2 separate regions of the Mus musculus genome follow, and region 2 is linked to region 1. Evidence: chromatin contacts called from ENCODE POLR2A ChIA-PET data. All regions are on one chromosome and are shown on one strand. The core of a region is the stretch at or near the end of the contact, and the rest is flanking DNA. Distances in the headings are between cores, read along the strand shown.

Region 1 (3,384 bases), core at 523-3,022:
ATGAGCCACTACACCTGGGTTATGTGTTATGGTCATACATTCCTAGCCCAACATTGATTTGAGATTTTTTTTTTTTTCCTTGAGAGTCTTATTATGTAGCCCTGGCTGGCCTGGAACTCACAGGGACCCATCTGCTGGCCTCTGCCTCCATAGCTGTGATTGAAGGAAGGGCTATGTGCAGCCTGCATTTCTGTTTTTTAAGACTTATTTTTATTTTTAACGTATGTGTGTCTACACTAAGGCTAGAAGAGAGCATTGAATCCTATGGAGTTGGACTTACAGGCAGTTGTGAAGCGAGTGCTGGGAATTGAACCTGGGTCCTCCGGAAGAACAGTAAGTGCTTTAATCACTGAGCCATTTGTTCCGAGCCCTGGACCCACAAACTAAACTTAAGAACTCTTTGGTAATCAGAAAAACTACTGGACTTCCTTCCAAAAACACTGCACGTCTGCCTAAAAGTTGAAACAGCTCACCCAGTTTCATGAATAACCCTGGATCCTAAAATGTTCTACTTGAGTCAACCCCCAGGTTAAGGACCCCTGGTAGGCTTGAATAAACACATCTTATAACACATGCTGCCTTCAAAGCCTGTTTACAGACGGTGATAAATAAGAAAATAAATAAATAGGAATTCATTGAAAAGAACTACTGCCTTCAAAGACTAGTTAAGTCTGTTTACTAGAGGTGGTATACCTGGGCAGGGTTGGGAAAGGTGATTAGTGAGTCCTTTAGTCCAACAAGCAGTATCCTAGATCCGGGGCTCAAGAGCTTCAAGGCCAGAGAGACAATGGGACTTTGAGGGATTTGTTCTGAAACAGGATTCACTGTAACTCAGGATAGCCTCAGATTCTCTATGTAGCAGAGGCTGGTCTTGACGTTTTGTTTCACCAAACGCTGCAACCACCGTCAAGCTTACCTGTCTCTAAATTGTGGTCTTGGATTGATTCTGACTGAATTTCCCAGACGCGGGTTGTCAGGGCATGATCAAGGGAAACCCAGGCCACAGGTGCAGTCCCTGGGTCACCCAGGAAGAGCTTGCGGAATGTCCTGTCTGTGAGTGCCCTCTGCTGGGAACGCTCGGTCCCGCTACGGGACTGCGGCTGCGCACTGGCACCACGGGGCGGCGCAGACTTCTTGGGTGTAGTGCATAACCCAGCGGACTGCCTAGCCTCGGTAACTCCAGTAATGCTCTCTAATATTGTTCATCGTGCCTTCCCTCCGACCCCTCAGACCCTCTGCTTCTCATCATGACTTTGACCACCAAACCGTACTCTAGGCTCCTAAGGCTAGTCGTAGAAACATCGGAGCACCCGTTGCATATATGAAACATGTTTCTCACGACTGAACCGAGTGTTTCGATTATAATTCCAAGGCAGAAAAGGATGCAGGCACGTCGCGGCAAAGAGAAAATGGACACCTGGGTGGTGAGGAAAAAACGGGAGCGCCCAGAGTCTAGCTCCGCACAGCGACCTCACAGTGTTAAGTGCCCGGTACCCTGGATTTAGCAGGGCCAGCCCACTCTGCAGCAAAATTAAGCAAAGCCAATTCCTCCCTGTGTTGGAGAGTTGGCACCAGTGACGCTCTAGACTTGAGCAAAAGGACGCCTGCTAAAGCGTTGATCAGGGTTGGGGCCCTTGCCTAGCAAGCATGGGGCTCTGGGTTCCTAAGAAAACTGAGCCCAGGATGTGAGCCACGTGGTGGCTTTTGTCCGGTCTTCCCGGGACCACGGGCGCCAGCAGGGGGCGAGACGTTCCTTTTAACCCCGCTCAATTGAAGTTAAAAATAGAAGCTGAGTTCAACTGAAAAGCATGAGACAGCAAACGTAGAGAAACTTGATCAGGCCGATATGAAGTAACATTTCCAAATACGGCAGTAAGGGCATGAGACAGAGCAAACGTGGAGAAACTTGATCAGGTCGATATGAAGTAACATTTCCAAATACCTCAGTAAGGTAAGCAGCTTCGGCAGGAGCGCTGCTCTAGGAAGTGAATGAAAACTTCGAGGTGTAAAAAATGTTAAGTTCCAAGTCAGACATCAAATGAACTTTCAGGGATTAAAATGGTAAATGTTTTAAAGACAAAGACACGCAATATCAATTAGAGTAAACGTTTTATCTGTGGATAAATATTGGAATTCTCCAGCTTTAAATAACAAAATATTACAAGGGAATTCAAAACCATGAACACTAAACAGAGTTTTAAAAAGTAATAATAATAGCCTGAGAAAAACTGTCTCCAACAAAATTCAAGCTGAGAGTATCTCAAATGAATAAAACTTTATACAGAAAAACAAACCAGAACTGGGTGGTAGTAGCACGTGCCCTTACAGTCAGCACTTGGGAGTCAGTCACCTTTCTGAGTTCGAGGCCACCCTGTTCTACAGAGTAAGTTCCAGGACAGCCAGGACTACACAGAGAAACCCTGTGTAAAACAAAACAAACAAACAAAAAAAAACTCACAACCAAACAACCCCCCCCCCGCCAGCCTCCTACATAAAACAGATATATTGGTGATAGCCTGTAATCTAGCACCTCAAAATCAGAGAATGTGAGTTTGAGGCTAGCCTGAACTGCACAACAAGACTCTGTCTCAAAAGAAAACAAACAACAAACAAAAACAAAAAAGAAAAAAAAAAACGCTAACAAATCTAATAAGATGGGTGGGTAGCACCGCCCATCTGAGAGGTAGGGCAGGTAATTAGGAGTTCAAAACTGCCACTTTTTCTCCCCTCCTGTATTTTTATTTATGTGTATATGTGTACACCATGTGCATGCAGTGCCCACCAAAGGCAGGAGAGGGCGTTAGAGTCCTCTGAGACCAGAGTTACAGATGGTTGTGCGTTACCAAGTGAGCCCTGGGAATTGAACCTGGGTCATAGGGAAAACTGAGCCGCCAGTGCTCTTAGCAACTGAATCAGCTCTCTAGCCCCTAACGATATGATAATTTTAAAAACAGACTCTTGAGCTATATAGGCCAGAATAGGGCACTGGATTCCCTGGAACTGGAGTTGCAAACAGTTGTTAACTGAGTGTTCTTAACTACTTAGCTTAATTGAAAAGTGGCAGCAGGAAGATCAGGGGTTTAAGATCAGGCACAGCTACAACTACAGTGTGTTCCCAGTCAGCCATCCCTAGCTACACAGGAAATTGCCTGGGGGGATGGGTTATAATGCTTAAGAGTCTGGTGTAGGTCTGCAGCACAACAAATAAACAAAACAAAGTGGAAAAGCAAAGCAAACAAACAAAAACCTGCTGCCCTCCAGCTGACCAGAGTCACCTGAGAAGAGAAAACTTCAGTTGAGAGATTGCAGGTCTGTGGACACTTTCTTTATTTGAAACAGGGTTTCACTATGTAGCCCTAGCTGGCCTGGAACTTGCTGTGGAGA
Region 2 (3,384 bases), core at 475-2,974, 130 kb before region 1:
GTCACACAGCAGAGCCTAAGGGAGCTAGGATGTGAGCCCAGAATTGTCCGATTTTATCCCGTGTGCCCTTCTTCCAGCTAGGCCAGAGGGGGAGGGAACCTGTCAGCCCTGCCTGGCCAGGCTTCTGGACAGCTGTTCAAGGCTAGGAGTCCCCTCCTGGGGACCAGACAGGACATAAAGTTCCTTCTGGGAACTTGAGCCTCCTAGTAGAGAACAGCACCCCAGCTGATTTAGCCACACACCACCAGAACACTGGAGAGGAACATTCAGCCATTCGGCATGTGGGGGACCTTGACTCCCTTCCAAGAGGAGCCTAGGCCAGCTTGGCCCCCACTGCCACACAGCCCAACCATAGCTGAGCCTTCTAGGAAATCTAGCCTTCTGGGCAAGAAACAAACGGATTTGCTCTGGGCTCGGGAGGTGGTGCCTTGCGACCCTATGTGGGCCAGGCTTTTTTCTCTCCAGGTCCCTGTAGCTTCACTCTTCGCTTCCGGCTTCCACTCTGCAAGCTTCGGCCTCAGTCAGCCAAGGCTTCAACAACAGATGCCTGGACTGCCCCCCACTCTGGCCACAGCAGATCCATCTCCTCATTCCCCGAGGTCCCCTGAGGTTCGCCGGTCTGTACAGCCCCAGCCAGAGGAATGTGAGCCATTCCCGGCATCTCCTCCCCTGCGGCCGGCCTGGAGAGAGGCTGGGGCCTCTGGGCCCTGCTGACAGGAAATTAGCTGGGCCTGGCCTTCCCCGCTGCCAGCTGCTCTGCTGACCCTGACCTGTGTTTTCTGAAACTTGATCCTGCGAATTTCAGAACCTCTTCCAGGTCCCCGGGAGGCCTGTGGATCTCTGCACATCTAGCAAACCCGTACCCCACATTCAGGTTGGCCCCTCCTGCCCTGTAGAGAGGGCTGGACCTGAGACTGGGCTGGATAGAAGTCTGGAGCTCTGTCCTGGGCAGATCCTACTCCTCTAGGCCATCAACCCCTGATCTCCCACAAGGCACAGCCTAGAGACAGTGACTACAATATGGAGGACCGGGGAGCATCCCCAAGACCACTTGTGAGACTAACTGTGGGCTGAGGTACAAGAGTTCAGGCTCAGCTTCGCAGACTGATGTGTCAAGGGACACTCAGGTGGGACAGCAACAGGTGTGTGACAACTCTGCAAAGTCATGACGGAGAAAGATGCACACTAGTCACTATAGGTCTGGCCAGGAAGCATGAATGACAGCTGTTTCAAAAGTGACCTTCTAGTCTCCCAAGCCACACACCTGGTTGCGTGATAGCCCCTCTCACTGAGCTGCTGGACACTGAGGAGTGACCAGAGCTCAGGCTGGGAGAGGGGGACAGAAAAATCTCTGCAACCCAAGGCACCAAAAGCAGAAGGTGGGCTTTCAGAGACCCTCACAGGAGTGTAGGAGTGAAACTGAGCCCTGGCACGGCAGCATCGGACGAGAGCATGCCCACCCTTCAGTACACTAAGGGGTTTGGCTGTGTGGTGGGAAGTGAGCCTGCAGAGGAGACAGAGGGTGGTCCCTAGGGAGGGGGGGTCAACAAAAGGAGGAGAGCATCAAAGAAAAGATAGGCTTCGAGCCAGGCTGTGGTGGCATGCCTTAAATCCCAGCCCTCAGGAGGCAGAGGCAGGTGGGTCTCTGAGTTTGAGATCAGCCTGGTCTACACAGGAAGAGGGAGGAGGAGGCCCCAGCGGGAAGACTAACCAGCTCGGCAGCCTGAGCTGCGAGAGAAAACAGTCTCAAGAGGAAAAGGCTGAGCGTAGGGTCAATGGTAGAGCACTTGCCTAGGAGGTTTAAGGCCACGGGTTTCATGTCCAGCATCTGAATAATTAAATAAACAAGCAAGCTGTGATGAGGGATCTGGTGTCCTGGAATTACCAGTGACTTGGGTGCCACTGGTGGAGTGGAGGGGGTAGAAGCCAGGCTACAGAGTGTAGGGAGAGATGTGAGCGGTGAAGAAACAGGCTAGATGTGTGAGAGCTAGCTGGGGTGACCTCCAGGAGAATGGGAGGAGGATGGAGAAAGAGGCCTTGGTTTGCAGACTACTAGTATGGCCACAGGTAGCAAAGGTTGCTGTTGAAGAGGTTGACACTATCTGAGCCGGCAGAAGGACATGCCAAGGCCACTCGCTCAGCAGTGACTGAGCTTGAGAAATATACAACCCTTAATTACTCAAAGAGGAAGGGATAGCTCTAGGCCACTCCCATCCCCATCTGACCTGAACTGAGACACTGATACGGATCCTGGGGTTAAAAGAAAGTGGGAGCAGCTTCCTGCCCCCTCCCCCCCGAGGGTATCTCCAAGGTGCAGCAGGCACTCTGGACTGTCTCTAACTCTACAAAGGGGGTTTCTGGCACCAAGTTGGCATTGACTCAACCGTGACTGTCTTCCATGTCCCCACAACTCGGGCCTTGTGACCTCACTGCCTCTGGGGGCTTTCAACCCTGTCTGAGGTCAAGAGTTAATGCGCTGGTCCCTGATGCCCTAAGTAAGTGCCATCTCTACCCTGTGGGCATGCTGTGGGCATGCTGTAGCCATTAGCCATTGCCTGGGAGTCTGCTAGGTGGCCTCCCTGAGGCCAGAGGCTACCGGTCCTTCCTTGTCAAGGGCCTGTGAACCAAGACACCAATGTCCTCTGTCAAGCCACCCCTGTCCCCACTGGAGTTCTCTCTGCTTCTCTCTAATCTCAGGGCCTGCTCCCCCTAGGTGGCCTTCAGTTCGTTCTTCTCAGGAGTCACCTCACACCTTGACTCAGACCTCTCTCTCCTGTTCACAGATGGGCTTTGGTCACATGACTTCAGATGCTATCTAAATGACAGAGTTGCAAACTTTATGTCCAGTTCAGACCTTTTCCAAACTCCACCCCACCCCACCCCACACTACACACACACACACACACACACACACACACACACATACACACACACACACATATACACACACACACATCCAACTACCTTCAATATCTCAACTGGTAGACACCCTAACTTGAAATGTGGGAGAGTAAACCCTGCCCACAAAGGAAGTGCCCTTTAGAAATGGAAACCCTCACCTTTCCTGTCACTGTGGCCAGTTTTAGGAGCACCATTTGTCTGAATCTGCCTCTTCTCATGCTGCCATCTCAACTGGCAGTAGATCAGAATGCACCCTAAGCCACGCCTCTCTCCCTGCCTCCAACAAAGCAAGCGCTAGCAAAGGGCCAGGGAGTAGGATCTACTGCTTCCCTGCATGCCACCCTCTCCTCTCTACCTTTGTCTGGAGCAAAGTCAGGAGTGAGGCATTGAGCAGGGTGAAGTGGAGTGACCTGGGGCTCTTCTGAGCTTGGGTCATGCGCATCCCTCTTCTAAGGCAGGCACTACGCGTGTACACCCCACCCG

The links. ChIA-PET counts read pairs that join two places held with the same protein, here RNA polymerase II (POLR2A).
Region 2: POLR2A ChIA-PET joins it to region 1 with 19 read pairs in Patski. The contact joins two enhancer-like sites. POLR2A ChIA-PET finds 5 or more read pairs at or near these places in 4 of 5 experiments (Patski and embryonic stem cell).

What each region holds. Positions count from the first base shown.
Region 1 is chr7:110,162,664-110,166,047 of GRCm38, reverse strand. No RefSeq gene overlaps it. Among named protein-coding and RNA genes, the nearest start is that of Wee1, 42 kb to the right of the region's middle. RefSeq lists an enhancer at 1-3,239. Within about 2 kb of position 1,772, at least 1 of the 3 ENCODE cell types and tissues checked has a DNase peak (open chromatin) inside an H3K27ac peak, as active enhancers do.
Region 2 is chr7:110,294,629-110,298,012 of GRCm38, reverse strand. No RefSeq gene overlaps it. Among named protein-coding and RNA genes, the nearest start is that of Gm32861, 7.9 kb to the right of the region's middle. Within about 2 kb of position 1,724, at least 1 of the 3 ENCODE cell types and tissues checked has a DNase peak (open chromatin) inside an H3K27ac peak, as active enhancers do.